2 separate regions of the Homo sapiens genome follow, and region 2 is linked to region 1. A link is an interaction called in ENCODE POLR2A ChIA-PET data of the cell type or tissue named here. Cell type or tissue: PC-9. All regions are shown on one strand. Each heading gives the region's core, and the rest is flanking DNA. Links, peaks and the distances in the headings are about the cores only.

Region 1 (8,313 bases), core at 1-8,000:
CAACACCTCCCTCAAAGCGGGGAGGGTGAAAAGAGAGAGAGAGAGAAGAGGAGAGAAGAGACGGAGACAGCTGAGAGTGTGTGAGCAAGAAGCCGGGTGCTGCACAGAATCAGGCGCAGCAGAGCAGAGCTTCAATCTGCTGATTAATTCAGCCTATTTCTAGTCACGCTGCAGATTCAGGGAGGGAGGAGGAGGCAGCAGCCCTGGAAGGGCGGGAGGGAGGGGAGAAGAGGAAAGAGAAGGAGGGAGGAAACAGGAGCATTGAGAAGAGAAAGTTTGTCCAACGCGCTGCCAGATATCCAGGAGCTTGGCCTGTTCTTCAGAGGAGGCCACAGTGGGGTTAGCTGAGGGGCACCATGCAGCCAGGATATGGACAGACAGAGGGATAGATGGAGGAGAAACTGCCCCTGTCCCAGAAACCTGAAGACAACTGCCAGTATCAAGGGGAACCCTGGGACACACAAATCCCAGCTCTCTTCCCAAACTACCTGTCCTTTGTCCCCAAGTCACTGGGTGAGCCCATCATCCATGAGAAGTCCCCAAATCACACGGCAACTCCCCAGCATGGAGCCAAGCCAACAGCCCTTTCCATAGTTACAGCTGCAGGAAGGAGGGGAGAGGGGACTTGTGGGTTATTAATAGTAGCACATCCTGTGTGGAGGGGGACGGGATGGACTGGCCGCTGAGAAGATTTGAGCAGTGACTTCTAGGAAGGCAAAGCCCAAGGCCAGGCAGCTGACAGAAGGAAGGATCCAGTAGGGAGGGAAGAGCCAGCCCAAAGGGCCTCTGAAGACTCCAACACCTTCCTGCCAGGTAGCACGGAGACCCTCACAGCCATGCAGGGAAGAGCCGGGCCAGCAGCCGGTGATGCCCCAATACATTCAGACACACCGGCCCAAGTGCTGCTGGGCCCATGAGGCTGCCCGGGAATGCCCAGGCCCTGCATCCCCCAGGCAGAAAGGAGGCCAGATACCTGGGGCTCCTGCCTCAGCACATGCCAGAGCATCAGGCAGAGCCTGAGTGAGTCATGGCTCCAGAGGCATCATTCAGGGACCGCGAGTTTGACATACAGGATGCTCTCAGCACAGGCACCCTGGGTGAAGCAGGGGCCGAGGCATGGGGAGTGGATGGGACACTTCTCTGCCTAAAACCATCCTTATAATGGGGTTACACACCCCAGGGGAGAGGAAACAGCCTAACAGGTCCCAGAGCTGGAGAGTGTGAGCTGGAGCCTGAGCATGTTTCTCCAGGGCCCTCCGTTTCCTAGACGACACCATCTCAAGCTGCAGGGAAGAAGGAGCCTCAGCAGCCCAAGCCAGCCTCCCCATTCCCTTTCATGAGTGCAACTCCCTGTGCGGCCCCCAAACAGAGTGCTGAGTGAGAACAGAAGGGAGGGCCCGGGCAGTCCAGAGGTTAAGAACAGGAAGACTCCATGGAGAGAAGGAAAGGTTGGCAGTGGGGGTCAGCTTCCACGCCAGCCACTGTGAGGATGCTGCTGCTCTGCAATCTGGCTGTAGCCAAAGAGAAAGACTCCTGTCCCCTCTCTCCTGTCCCTGAGGCACTGCTCGGGTGGGAGCTACAAGTCCACAAACACTGTCCCTTCTATGTGACAGGCCCCAAAAAGAACAGCACACAGGGACTAGCCCACGTGCTGTGCAGGCCCCAGCACAGCCCTCTCTGGGCCCTGCCTCCCTTCCTACACTACCCACCTCAGCAAATGGAGAAGGGAGCCCTGCACCCAAGCAGCAGGAACCCAGGCTGTCACTGCCACAGCAGGGCCACTGTGGGCTGGAGGACCGGGGACAGGGGTGAGGGCTTTGAAGGAGAGACCGAACTGATGGATCAGAAGCAGAGAACCATCAAGAGCTAAACCGCTCCTGAGCTAAGCCAGGGGACGACAACCCTCCTACCATCAATGACCACTATGCCAGCTCCTCCAAAGCCTACTCCTCCAAGACACCTTCTGACTGTTTTTGGTTTTTTGTTTTGTTTTGTTTTGTTTTTTAGAGATTCTGCTCTGTCCCCCAGGCTGGAGTGCAGTGGTGTGACCTCAATCTCGGCTAACTGCAACCTCTGCCTCCCGAGTTCAAGAGATTCTCCTGCCCCAGCCTCCCAAATAGCTGGGATTACAGGCATGCACTATCATGCCTGGCTAATTTTTGTATTTTTAGTAGAGACAGGGTTTCACCATGTTGGCCAGGCTGTTCTTGAACTCCTGACCTTAGGTGATCTGCCCACCTTGGCCTCCCAAAGTGCTGGGATTACAGGTGTGTGCCACCACACCCAGCTAATTTTTATATTTTTAGTAGAGACAGGGTTTCACCATTTTGGTCAGGCTGGTCTCAAACTCCTGACCTCAGGTGATCCACCTGCCTCGGCCTCCCAAAGTGCTGGGATTTACAGGTGTGAGCCACTGCACCTGGCTGAGATCATCTTTATAAGTCCATTTATACAACTCATGAGTTACCTCAGCTAGAGGCCCTACCAGGTCCAATTACTTAACTGCTTGTACTATCCATTTTGTTTGTTGTTGTTTTGAGACAGTCTTGCTCTGTCGCCCAGGCTGAAGTGCAGTAGTGCAATCTGCTCACTGCAACCTCTGCCTCCCGGGTTCAAGCGATTCTCCTGCCTCAGCCTCCCAAGTAGCTGGGATTACAGGCACGCGCCACCATGCCCAGCTAATTTTTGTATTTTTAGTAGAGACGGGATTTCACCATGTCGGCCAGGCTGGTCTCGAACTCCTAGCCTCAAGTGATCTGCCTACCTCGGCCTCCCAAAGTGCTGAGATTACAGACGTGAGCCACTGTGCCCAGCCTGCTTGTACTATCAATTCCTCTACTAGACAATAAGCCTCTCTAAGCCGGGGCCACCTCCCTGGTGCCTAAAGCTCTGCCAACCCAAAGCTGCCATTCCACAATATGGTGACTGCCAAGGATGACTGACGATGCTTTCCAGGTCAGGGCTCACCTATCCAGAAAGAGGAGGAGGACAAAGAGAAACCCTCCAGGAAAAATGGCCCCTGAGAGCTATCCAGCTGGGTTCTCAAGTCTTCTTCCTCAGGCTGGAGAGAGCACCCAGCCCTTCGATACAGAACTTTGTTTCCCCCATACACTAGGCACTAGTGTTCAGTGGTTCTGGCTGGAACCAGAAGACAATACCATCCTCTGTTTTGGGGGATTCAGCCTCACCCAGGCAGGCCACCGCATTGCATAACAGCAGAGCCTCTGGGGACATACTCCTTGGAACTGAGCAGTGCAGAGCCCTTGCAGCTGTTTGCAGCAGCCTTAACTCCCAGCTAAGAGAGAGGCAAGTGTAGCTTTCCCTCTGTGCCAATCACTGCTAGGGTGGATATCTGCTGAGCACCCAGAGGTGGCTATGAACAGGAGGCCAAGCACACCTGCTTCAAGTTCAATTCCAGAAACCTATTGCACAGCTGGTCCAGAGACATAGGAAGCCTGGAGCTGAACAGAAAGCAGTCAGCCAGCCTGGTGCCAGCAGAGGCCCAGGGAGTGAACCCACAGCCCCCTCTCTAGACCTTCCCAAGATCTCCCTGGAAGGAAGATCACTATTCAGAAGTTCAGGTCAATAAATATGTACTAAGCCCTTGCTACATGCCAGGCTCGGTGCTGTGAGCTAGGGATATTGAGATGAAGTGGAAGAGATGAGTTAATTTCAATAGAATAGCGAGTACAATGGTGGAGGTACTACAAATGCTGAAAGGAAGGACCTCTGGAAGGAAGGAGGACTTAACTGGAGAAAATGATGTCAAAACTAGGTCTTGAAGGAAGAACAGAAGAAGTTTCCAGAAAAAGGGGTGGGAAGCATTTTAGAGGTAATAACTAGTGCTAAAGTCAAAGCAGGAAGGCTAGGAACACCAAATCCATGGGCAGGAGCAGGATTCTGGAGGGCTTTGTACACACTAAAGGTTAAGTAGGTGGTATGGAACCACTGACCAGTTTTGTGGCAGCCATGTGGAGGCTGATGAGCAGAGAGTGCAGTAGTGCAATCTCTGCTCACTGCAACCTCTGCCTCCTGGGTTCAAGCGATTCTCCTGCCTCAGTCTCCCAAGTAGCTGGGATTACAGAAAACAGAAAGATCTATTAGGAAGGTGTGGCAGAAGCTAGGCAAGAGACAAAAGGACTTCCTCTGGGGCAGTCTTTGTCAAGGGAGAGGAGTTTTCTGATTGACAACTCTACCTCCATCCAAAGATAGTATACATGGAGGCTGGGCCAAACCAGGCTGGGAGGAGAAGACCAATCTTATGGCTGGCCCAGGCCACCTGGCTGCTCACCACCGGCTGATTAGGCAGCTGTGTTTGAAGTCTGATTGGGGCGCTCTTCTCTAACCACAGGGAGGTGCCCAATAGCCCTCAGCATGGCTCAGCAGGTTAGGACATCGCCCTAGCAAAGGGCAAACAAACTAAATTGCACACCCCTGGGCAAGAAGTGGAAGACTGGCTTGGAGCCAGCCTAAATCAGAAACCCTGCTCCCATGCGGTTGTGTTAATAGGTCCACCTTCATCCTTTATTCATAGCTCTGTGAGTCTGTGCTTTCCAGCCAAGAGGTCACAGTCGCATCCCCCAAGACTCAGAGCCTTGCCTCCTCTCTCAACTTTTGTTTAAAGCCCCCAGTTAAGGATCTCCCAGGCAAAAACAAGTAGGAAAGAGTTCAACAGAGACACACAGACAATACCTATAAGGTAATAGGATATGGCCTACCAGGTGCTTCTCCTTCAGGTCCATGGGCCAAGAGTACTGCAGGCATGCCCAGATGAATGTGGTCACCCCTGAAAGGAAGGCTCCTCCCCAGCATGTACAAACCCCAGTGAGTCTGTCACAGTCACAACATCTGGGGAAAAAGAAGAAAGAAATCACTCAGGTTGCTGGAACAGGCAGCTACTGTGAAACACAACAGCATCATTTTTTTTTTTTTTTGAGACGGAGTCTCACTCTGTCGCCCAGGCTGGAGTGCAGTGGCGCGATCTCGGCTCACTGCAAACTCTGTCTCCTGGGTTCAAGCGATTCTCTTGCTTCCGAGTAGCTGGGATGACAGGCGTGCATCACCATGCCCAGCTAATTTTGTATTTTTCAGTAGAGACAGGGTTTTGCCATGTTAGCCAGGCTGGTCTCAAACTCCTGACCTCAAGTGATCTGCCCGCCTCAGCCACCCAACATAATAGTATCATCTAAACCACAGTATGGTACGCGGAAAAGTACTGAACTCACTGACCATCAGACAGAGTCAGCCTCATCGAGCAGCAGAGCTTCCCCCAGGCAGTCAGCTCTAGATGAATTCCACTCTCTGAATCCAGGAGGGAGAGGGCTACAGAGAGGATTCTGGAGGGGTACAAACTTTCTCTCTTTCACCCTTCATTTTCTTTCTTTCTTTCTTTCTTTTTTTTTTTTTTTTGAGACGGATTCTCACTCTGTTGCCCAGGCTGGAGTGCTATGACCCGATCTTGGCTCATTGTTGCAACCTCCACCTCCTGGGTTCCAGCAATTCCCTGCTGCAGCCTCCCAAGTAGCTGGGATCACAGGCACTTGCCACCACGCCCGGCTAATTTTTGTATTTTTAGTAAAGACGGGGTTTCACCATATTGGCCAGGCTGGTCTTGAACTCCTGACCTTGTGATCCACCCGCCTCAGCCTCCCAAAGTGTTGGGATTACAGGCGTGAGCCACCGCGCCTGACCTTCATTTTCTTTATTATTATTATTATTATTATTATTTTGAGACAGAGTCTCGCTCTGTTGCCCAGGCTGGAGTGCAGTGGCGCAACCTTTGCTTACTGCAACCTCCACTTCCTGGGCTCAAGTGATTCTCCTGTCTCAGCCCCTCAAGTAGCTGGGATTACAGGCATGCACCAGCATCCCCGGCTAATTTTTGTACTTTTAGTTGAGACAGGGTTTCACCATGTTGGTCAGGCTGGACTTTTTTTTTTTTTTGAGACAGAGTCTCGCTCTGTCGCCCAGGCTGGAGTGCAGTGGCGCGATCTCGGCTCACTGCAAGCTCCACCTCCCGGGTTCACGCCATTCTCCTGCCTCAGCCTCCTGTGTAGCTGGGACTACAGGCGCCCGCCACCACGCCCGGCTAATTTTTTGTATTTTTAGTAGAGATGGGGTTTCACCGTGTTAGCCAGGATGGTCTCGATCTCCTGACCTCATGATCCGCCTGTCTTGGCCTCCCAAAGTGCTGGGATTACAGGCGTGAGCCACCATGCTCAGCCAGGCTGGTCTTGAACTCCTGACCTCAAGTGATCCACCTGCCTCGGCCTCTCAAAGTACTGGGATTACAAGCATGAGCCACCACGCCCAGCCTATTATTATTTTTTTTAATTTTGTGTGGAGAAGGGGTCTTGCTATGTTGCCCAGGTTGGTCTTGACCTCCTGGCCTCAAGCAATCCTCCCCACCTCAGCCTCTTAAAAGTTCTGGGACTACAGGCTACAGGCGTGAATCACTGTGCCCAGCCTCAACCTTCATTTTCAAAGGCACACTGTGTTTTGTTCCATATGTACTCTGTTTATCACTGAATTACAGCATGCAGGAAAAGCCTTGGTTTATTGGCTTTTTTTGTTTGAGACGGAGTTTCACTCTTATTGCCCAGGATGGAGCACAATGGCATGATCTCGGCTCACTGCAACCTCTGCCTCCTGGGTTCAAGCGATTCTCCTGCCTCAGACTCCTGAGTAGCTGGGATTACAGGCATGTGCCACCACGCCCAGCTAATTTTTGTATTTTTACTAGAGACGGGGTTTCACCATGTTGGTCAGGCTCGTCTCAAACTCCCGACCTCAGGTGATCCACCCACCTCGGCCTCCCAAAGGATTTATTGGCATTTTTATTTATTATCACTACTTCTTTGGTAGAGATGGGGTCTTGCTATGTTGCTCAGGCTGGTCATGAGCTCCTGACCTCAAGTGATCTGCCCGCCTCGGCTTCTCAAAGTGCTGAGATTTCAGGCATGAGCCACTACACCCAGTCAGCATTTTAAAAATTTAGGGTTAAGGCCGAGCACAGTGGCTCACGCCTGCAATCCCAGCACTTTGGGAGGCCGAGGCAGGCAGATCACTTGAGGTCAGGAGTTCCAGACCAGCCTGGCCAATATGATGAAACCCCATCTCTACTAAAAATACAAAAATTAGCCAGGCGTGGTGGTGGGCGCCTGTAATCCCAGCTACTCAGGAGGCTGAGGCAGGAGAATCACTTGAGCCTGGGAGGCAGAGGTTCCAGTGAGCTGAGATTGCGCCACTGCACTCCAGTCGGGCGACAAAGTGAGACTCGGTCTCAAAAAAAAAAAAAAAAAATTTAGGGTTAAGGTTAGCCTTAACATCAAGTGAAATCTAGATATGTAAGTTGGATAATAAGGGGGCAGCTGGGACAGCAGCAGGGTGGATGTCCACTGCATCCCCAGAACGAGGCACTGACTTCTTTCCACGTGCTGGCAGTCAGACGCCACACTCACCAGCATGTGCAAGCCCGCAGCCCCTCACGTGGTTGAGTGCAGTGCTCAACAGGCACCTGAGCAGATGAACACACGATGGGCAGCCCAATCTGACAACAGGTCCGACAAAAGCGGGCTGGTTACCTGGAAAATGAGGTTTGCCCTACCTCCCCACCTACCCTCACCAGCCCTCACCCTCCCGTCCTGGCAGCCGTCACTCTAATGATCTCAGACCAGGGTGTGTTTGAGTAAAGAGTGACACTGAGCAATCTGGTTTGATGCCAAGCGACTCCTCTTGGAGAAAGCACTAACCTACTGACTAAGACAGCTCTTTTGGGGGCCAGGAGCAAGCCTTGTCAAGGGGTGCCAGGCAGAAACCCAGAACTGACCCAGAAAAAAGCTGTCAAGAAATAATAAAAGCTGTGTCCGGAGGACCCAACCAGAAGGCCCAGGTTCTGCCACCAACTCCACTCCAAAACCCCGCCCAATTCCTCTCAAGGTGGCACCCATGCTGGTGCCCTAGGCTGAGCAACCACGTCTCTTCCACCCCTGCCTTTCAAAGCTGAGCCAGCCTCGAAGGCTCAGATACAGACAGTGACGCTGGAAGTGGCCTTGCAATGCAGTGACATTCAGTCTTTGGTCGCCAACTGAAATGGGATCCTGAGGGACCAAATCCACTCCTCCCCAAGGCCACTGTCTGACTCAGGCTGCCCCAGTCCTGCTTACGACTGCAGCTCAAGGTCCCCATGACACCCCATCCCAGCAGGGGCTGGATGAGATCGTTGCCACACAGGGAAAAACACCAGGAGCCAGATGGGGACTGTGCCTGTTAACTCCTTCTGCCAACGCTGCAAAGGCAAAATCACTCTGTGGC
Region 2 (8,320 bases), core at 284-8,283, 59 kb before region 1:
TGGCAAACTCTCAGGTGCTGTGCACTTAAGTGACACACCTGGGAGGAATGTGGAGAAGAGACAAGTTCAGGAGCCCACAGGCTGAGGAGCCCCCCAAGTCCTCAAGTCTAACACCAGAAATGGTCACTGGGGTTGCCACCTAGCCAGAGCGCCACCTCTGAGATGAGGCTTCTCAGGAAAACCTTCTCCACCCCACTAACTTCTAAAGGCCATCCAACCTCAGTCTCCACTCCTGCCTGTCACCAGACCAGCCTCTGAGCCACCCTCCCTGTTCTGCCCTGCTCTGTTCCCTTTTGGCGGGCGCCAGGGTTTAGAGCCGGGCCGCAAAAGGCTTGCTGCCTTGTGGCTGGTTCCCATCCACTTTCTACCCAAGTCTGTGCCTTGCATGTGGAACCAGCCTGAGAGCTCCCTGTGGGCAGCTGATCGACCTGTTTCCTTCCCTCCTCACTGTTCCACTCACCCACGTCTGCACCTGGCCGGCAAAATATTTCTGGGTCTAGGACAGGTGTCCACACACCTGGACACCCACTTGGAAAGAACAGGAGAGCTCTCCACTTGGTGACAGGCCACAAAATCCACACCCTGGCCCGCCTTCCATCTCAAGAGCTCAAGAAAGAGACCAGTGGGGGCAGAGAGAGAGAATAACCACACGGGGTGGACTTGCCTTGGGCCCCCCTCGCTCTAAGTGGCAGATGCGATTGTGCCTCGGAGGAGAGGGGATCCCCAGGCCAGACTGCTTCTCCCACCCTGCCACTGTTTGGGGCACCTGGGCTAATTTGTCCCTGTGAGACCAAGGCTTGGCCAAGCCCAGCCAGCCCTCTGGCCTGGAGATGTGGGAGGGGCCAGCCCTCAAGAAACTCCCTCCATAGCTCGGGAAGTTCCATTGATCTCATTGATCTGCTGGGAGAGTCCACACCCAGCGGCAGGACTCCAGACCCAGCCGAAACCAGAGAGGGCCCCCGGGCCGCACCCAGCGCCAGCTGCCTGCTCTCAGGGCGTGCCACCTGATGTCCCATGCTCTCCTCTCCTCTTCGCTCGTGCTCCCCACAGCCCGCTGCTGATTAAGAAGCTGCCTTCCCCTCTGCGACATCCTGTGTGAGGCCTGAGTGTGGCTGTGGCCTCCTGTTTGACGGATGTGAATCCGCCCCTGCACCTCCTACTCTGATGGCACTGGTGGGCAGGGATCTAAACCACAGAGGCAGCTGCTGACCCCTGCGGCATCTGTGCCAACTCAGACGCCTGTAGCCGCTTTGCAAGTGCCCATGTCGCCCTGGGAAGCCCAGTCTCCCAGAAGCACCAGGCAGGTCCCTGGCCAGCAGCTTAGCAACCAAACCTTGGCTGAAAGGCAGTTCCATGGAGTGGGATCTAGGGGAACACAAACCAGAGGGAATGGGGGCATGACTGGAGGACTGTCGTCCCCGCTGTTGTTAATTAAGTAGTAAAAGGGATTGAGAGCTAGCTATGGCTGGATGTGACTTTAGCACTTTACATTCACCTTATTTAATTCTTACAATTACTTATGAAGTGATCGATTCAGAGTGGCCCCAAGCTCAAACAGTCAAGAGTCCAAGTCCTTTGCCAAGCTCAGTGGCTTATGCCTGTAATCCCAGCACTTTGGGAGGTCGAGGCAGGAGAATCCACTGAACCTAGGAGTTCGAGACCAGCCTGGGCAACTTAGGGAGACCTTGTCTCAGCAAAAAACTTAAAAATTAGCCAGCCATGGTGGCATACACTTGTAGTCCCAGCTACTCAGGAGGCTGAGGTGGGAAGATCACTTGAGCCCAGGAGGTTGAGGCTGCAGTGAGCTATGATGGCACCACTGTGCTCCAGCCTGGGTGACAGAGCGAGACCTTTTCTCAAAAAAAGAAAAAAAAAAATCCAAGCCCCAATTTGCATTCCAATCTGACTGCAGAATCCTCCGCTCAGGTCAGGCCTCTCTCCCAGGACAAAGGGGCTGCCTGCTCGCAGGCTGGATGGGCCCCATTTGGGGTCAGCCTCCATTCCCCCCACCATCTATCCTATGGAATCACAACCATCCCACAACCCCAAGAGGATCCTCCCGCCATGCCTAGACTCCTCCTGAAGTTTCCTTTCTGTTGCCCCTCCTGGGCCTGTGAGGATGGGGTGGAAGGTGGGAACGCACCCCCATTCTGGGGGCCTTAGCCCCCTTTCATAATCCAACACCAGACTCTCTCTCCAGGGAAGTGACTGGCAGAAAGCCAAGTCCAAGGAAAAGCAAAACCATTCTGGGGAGAAGATGGACCACCTGCCTGGGGCTGGCGTGGGCAGGCCATCCAGCCCATCCAATCAGGCCCCTTTCTAGGGCCTCCTACCTGCCCTAAAACTGGAACAGCTGTCCCAAGAAGCTTCCAGATGTCAGCTCCAGGAGGTGGGGATTGTGCTGGCCTCATCCAGGTGCCTCATGGGAGGGACTGGAATTTTATTTAAACAGCTCCCTCACTTCCTTCAAAGCTTTGCTCAAATGTCACCTTCTGGCAGAGGCCCACTCTAACCACCTGTTAAAAGTTGTAACCTGCCCCCTACCATGCGGGTTCCCAATTGTTGCTCTAGTTCTTTTTACCCTATAGCCCGTATCACCTTTTAACACAATTTATTAGTTACTTTTACTTTCTGTCAGTCAGGCTTCTCACCTTTTAGAAACAACTTTCAACGACGGCAGACATCTTTGCTTTGTTTAAGGATCACATCCAACATCTAGAACCACACAAGAGGCATCAGAAAATACTTGAACGGGCTGGGCGCGGTGGCTCATGCCTGCAATCCCAGCACTTTGGGAGGCCGAGGCGGGCAGATCATGAGGTCAGGAGATCGAGACCATCCTGGCCAACATGATGAAACCCTGTCTCTACTAAAAATACAAAAAATTAGCTGGGCATCATGGCGGGCGCCTGTAGTCCCAGCTACTCAGGAGGCTGAGGCAGGAGAATGGTGTGAACCTGGGAGGCGGAGCTTGCAGTGAGCCGAGATCGTGCCACTGCACTCCAGCCAGGGTGACAGAGTGAGACTCCATCTCAAAAAAAAAAAAAAAAAAAAAAAGGGCCAGGTGCGGTGGCTCACGCCTGTAATCCCAGCATTTTGGGAGGCTGAGGCGGGCAGATCACGAGGTCAGGAGATCAAGACCATCCTGGCTAACACGGTGAAACCTTGTCTCTACTAAAAATACAAACAATTAGCCGGGCGTGGTGGCGGGAGCCTGTAGTCCCAGCTACTCGGGAGGCTGAGGCAGGAGAATGGCGTGAACCCGGGAGGCAGAGCTTGCAGTGAGCCGAGATCGCGCCACTGCACTCCAGCCTGGGCGACAGAGCAAGACTCCTCAAAAAAAGAAAAAAAAAGTACTTGAATGAATGAACGAACAGTTAAGACTGACTAGGGATTAACTAGAAAAGGTATCTGCCAATCACTGACCCCACGAAACACTGAGGTAGGACCCCACAGGGTTCTCAGGGAACTTCCTTACCCTGTCCTCAAGTCTCCGGCCAAGGCCAGGGCCCTGTGGACGTCATGCCTGGCATCCTGTTCGGAATACCCTTGTGGACCCTGCCTTTAACCAAAGCTCCAGGACCCCCAGAGAATTCCAGAATTATATTAAATGTTAATATTATTTACTAGAGGGCTGGGCGCAGCGGCTCATGCCTGTAATCCCAGCACTTTGGGAGGCCGAGGCAGGTGGATCACATGAGGTCAGGAGTTAGAGACCAGCCTGACCAACATGGTGGAAACCCCCCCGCTACTAAAAATACAAAAATTAGCCAGGTGTGGTGGCGCATACCTGTAATCCCAGCTACTCAGGAGGCCGAGGCAGGAGAATTGCTTGAACCCGGGAGGCAGAGGTTGCAGTGAGCCAAGATCATGCCACTGCACTGCTGCCTGGGCGACAGAGCGAGACTCAGACTCAAAACAAAAAAACAAAGAAAAAAATTAGCTGGGCGTGGTGGCGGGCGCCTGTAATCCCAGCTACTCGGGAGCCTGAGTCAGGAGAATGGTGTGAACCCAGGAGGCGGAGCTTGCAGTGGGCTGAGATCGCGCCACTGTACTCCAGCCTGGGCAACAGAGCAAGTCTCCGTCTCAAAACAAACAAAAAATTAGCTGGGCATGGTAGCAGCTACTGGGGAGCTACCTGTAATCCCAGCTACTGGGGAGGCTGAGGTGGGAGAATCACTTGAACCTGGGGAGACTGCAGTGAGCCGAAATCATGCCATTGCACTCCAACCTGGGCCACAGAGTAAGACTCCGTCTCAAAAAAAAAAAAAAAAAAAAAGTGTGTGTGTGTGTGTGTGTGTATATATACATATATATAATTTATTACAGTCATATGGTCCTGTGCCCAGATGTCCCTCTCATCAAACTCTGGGAACACTAAGTCAGGTGTCTCGAGAGAAGGCTCCAGTCTCTGCCGAATTCCTGAAGGGTAGAGTCAGGTGCCTTGCAGCCTCCTCGTCCCCACGCCCAGAGCAGCCTCTCCTAGCTCAAGAATTCGCTGTGGTTCCTGGGAAGAAGAGAGGGGTGAGTATTCAAAGCCAGTTTCCTCTGAGAGGCAGGGCTGTGGGGAAGGCCACCCCAAAGGGACCTGAGCAAAGCCATGGCCACGGGCACAGTGAGCGAGGGTCTCCTTGGAATTCCTAGGGAGCCAGGGCTGGGGAGGGCAAACAGTGCTGGTGGCCCCGCTGGGGGACGCCCGTCTCCTGCCCTGTCCCCAGTTTTCTCTCTGCAAACTGCTCCTGACAGAGGAAAACAGCGTTGCCAAGCAGACCTGGCGTGCCTCGCCCCAGGAGGAACCCTGAGAACGATATCACCTAAGACAGATAAGAGGGCCTCTCAGAGTTGAGGATTGAGGACAAATGAGTCCAGGCTGCCAGTGCTGCTCAAAGCAGCCGGCCCAGGAGAAAGAACATTGGTCTCTTGGGCCTCCATTCTGGCCCCCAACTCAGAGGTCTCAACAGCTGCTTTTGACTCATCTGGAAAGACCAGGAAGGCCGAATAGCTCCCCGGGGAAACTAAACTCCTTAGATGGCTCCTGGAGGCTCTTGCCAGAGATGCGCAGATCTCCCACAGTGCGGGCAGGGGCTCATGGGCCACCTGGTCCCAGGCAGCACTTCGTCTTCCAAAGGGAGGGTCCCGGGGCCAGGAAGTCCTGGCAGGAGAGGACATCCTCTCCCCAAGCAAGGTTGAAAGGGGGCACAATGGCATTCCTAGAAAGTCTCCTAATGCCAACAGAGCAGCACAGGCCTGTGCTCTCTGCCCTGCCACCCAGCAGGGTGAGGAGGGTGTACCCAGCAAGCACTCCTCAGCTGGGGCAGAACTCACAGCAGGTTTAATCCTGCACTCTCCGACATCCCCACCACAGGAAAGACTCCCAGGCAACCGGCTCTCACTCTTGGCCCTCCCAAGGAGCAAGGGAAGCATCAAGGGCCACTGGAATGCAAGGTCCATTTAGGAGAAGCCGCGCCCTCCACTGCTGCCCTCAATTCCTGAAAAAGGTCCTCGCTGAAAAACTTCTGACCCCTAGAGACTTTTTTTCTCTTTTTGAGTTAGAGTCTCACTCTGTCACCCAGGCTGGAGTGCAGTGGCGCCATCATAGTTCACTGCAGCCTCAAACTCTTGGGCTCAAGCGATCCTCCTACGATCCCATGTAATTGGGACAACAGGTGCACACCACGATGCCCAGCTAATTTTTTTTTTTTTTTTTGAAATGGAGTCTCGCTCTGTCGCCCAGGCTGGAGTGCAGTGGCGCGATCTCGGCTCACTGCCAGCTCTGCCTCCCGGGTTCACACCATTCTCCTGCCTCAGCCTCCCGAGCAGCTGGGACTACAGGTGCCCACCACCATGCCCAGCTAATTTTTTGTATTTTTAGTAGAGACATGTTTTCACTGTGCTAGCCAGGATGGTCTCGATCTCCTGACCTCGTGATCCGCCTGCCTCGGCCTCCCAAAGTGCTGGAATTACAGGCGTGAGACACCGCGCCTGGCTGATGCCCAGCTAATTTTTTAAAAAAATTTTTGTAGAGACGCGATCTCACTGTTGCCCAGGCTGGTCTTGAACTCCTGGGTTCAAGCAATCCTCCCTCCTCCACCTCCCAAAGCACTGGGATTACAGGCATGAGCCAAAATGCCCAGCCAGAGACTTTAAAATATCACAAATTCATGAGCCGTCAGCTGATTTCCAGAGAAGACAAATTCCCTAAACCCATCAGGCACTTCCAAAAGGCCCAAGTGCCCACCCAAAGGCCTGGGACAGACGGATGCCTCTTATGCTTCATGGAAGTTGAGTCCACCCTCACTGGGTGCCTGCTGTGTGGCAGGCCACACGTGCTAGTGACCTTTCTCATCTTCTCATCTGTGAAAACAAAGCTCAGCACGGGTCAGTGACCACACTAGGGTCACACAGCAAGGACTCGGCAAAGAACGAGTCAAAACTACACCTGAAGCCTAGAAAGACACTAAAAATCTTTTTTTAAAAATTATTATTATTATTAGTTTGAGACGGAGTCTTGCTCTGTCACCAGGCTGGAGTGCAGTGGCGCGATCTCGGCTCACTGCAACCTCCGCCTCCTGGGTTCCAGCGATTCTCCTGCCTCAGCCTCCTGAGTAGCTGGGATTACAGGCACGCACCACCACGCCCAGCTAATTTTTGTATTTTTAGTAGAGATGGGGTTTCACCATCTTGGCCAGGATGGTCTCGATCTCCTGACCTCATGATCCGTCTGCCTCGGTCTCCCAAAGTGCTGGGATTACAGGCGTGAGACACAGAGCCCGGCCTAATTTTTTTTTATTTTTTGTTTTTAAAGAGATGAAGGATAGAAGGATGAAGGATGAAGATAAAAGGACTGGCAGGGGCCGGGTGCAGTGGCTCATGCCTGTAATCCCAGCACTTTGAGAGGCTGAGGCAGGCAGATCACTTGAAGTCAGGAGTTCAAGACCAGCCTGGCCAACATGATGAAACCCTGTCTCTACAAAAAATACAAAAATACAAAAATTAGCTGGGCCTGGTGGTGCCTGCCTGCAATCCCAGCTACTCAGGATGCTGAGGCAGGAGAACTGCTTGAACCTGGGAGGCAGAGGTTGCAGTGAGCTGAGATCACGCCACTGTGCTCCATCCTGGGCGACAGAGGAGACTTCGTCTCAAAGAAAAAAAAAGAAAAGGACTGTCAGGCAGGAGGGATAATTTTTTGCTCTCTTTTTTTTTGAGACAGTCTCACTCTATTGCCCAGGCTGGAGTGCAATCGCACGATCTCGGCTCACTGCAACCTCTGCCTCCTGGGTTCAAGCGATTCTCCTGCCTCAGCCTCCTGAGTAGCTGGGATTACAGGCGCTCACCACCACGCCTGGCTAATTTTGCATTTTTAAGTAGAGACCGGTTTCACTGTGTGGGCAAGGCTAGTCTCGAACTCCTGACCTTGTGATCCGCCTGCTTCCGCCTCCCAAAGTGTTGGGATTACAGGCATAAGCCACCTTGCCCGGCCTAATTTTTTGCTCTCTAATTTTACACTTTCTACAATGTTTCCTTTTTCCCACTATGGGCTCCTATTGCCTTTTCTATTTTTTAAATGAACAGCGATCACCTGGGATTATGGGCCATTTTTTGTTTGTTTGTTTGTTTTGAGATGGAGTTTTGCTCTTGTTGCTCAGGCTGGAGTGCAATGGCGTGATCTTGGCTCACCGCAACCTCCACCTCCCAGGTTCAAGCGATTCTCCTGCTTCAGCCTCCTGAGTAGCTGGGATTACAGGCATGTGCCACCATGGCCAGCTGATTTTATATGTTTAATAGAGACAGGGTATCTCCATGTTGGTGAGGCTGCTCTCAAACTCCTGACCTCAGGCGATCGGCCCAACTTGGCCTCCCAAAGTGCTGAGATTACAGGTGTAAGCCACCACGCCTGGCCTTTTTTTCTTTTAATGTTGCGGTATATTAAAAAGTTATTTAAGGCCGGGCGCGGTGGCTTACGCCTGTAATCCCAGCACTTTGGGAGGCTGAGAGGGGCAGATCACGAGGTCAGGAGATCGAGACCATCTTGGCTAACACAGTGAAACCCCATCTCTACTAAAAATACAAAAAATTAGCCGGGCGTGATGGCAGGCGCCTGTGGTCCCAGCTACTCGGGAGGCCGAGGCAGGAGAATGGCGTGAACCCAGGAGGAGGAGCTTGCAGTGAGCCGAGATCTCGCCACTGCACTCCAGCCTGGGTGACAGAGCGAGACTCTGTCTCAAAATAAATAAATAAATAAATAAAAATAATAAAAAGTTATTTATACTAACGGGTCTGGCGTGGCAGTTCATGCCTGTAATCCTAACACTTTGGGAGG

Evidence for each region. Peaks named below come from ENCODE experiments on the same cell type or tissue, not always from the same donor. Only the 100,000 strongest peaks of a DNase experiment are listed, where the experiment ranks them.
Region 2: POLR2A ChIA-PET joins it to region 1 with 22 read pairs; 10 of 35 experiments call an interaction of 5 or more read pairs at or near these places.

What each region holds. Positions count from the first base shown.
Region 1 is chr17:75,468,335-75,476,647 of GRCh38, reverse strand. TMEM94 (transmembrane protein 94) reads right to left here. Exons shown (of 32, transcript NM_014738.6): 2 at 4,719-4,848. The coding sequence starts at 4,742. Among named protein-coding and RNA genes, the nearest start is that of TMEM94, 16 kb to the right of the region's middle. RefSeq lists silencers at 4,332-4,421, 7,801-7,969. In PC-9, for the core only: no CTCF peak of the experiment used is centred there; a DNase peak (open chromatin) is centred at 4,347.
Region 2 is chr17:75,528,037-75,536,356 of GRCh38, reverse strand. All of the region lies in intron 1 of LLGL2 (LLGL scribble cell polarity complex component 2), which reads right to left. Among named protein-coding and RNA genes, the nearest start is that of LLGL2, 6.5 kb to the right of the region's middle. In PC-9, for the core only: no CTCF peak of the experiment used is centred there; a DNase peak (open chromatin) is centred at 4,426; H3K27ac peaks cover 2,684 bases.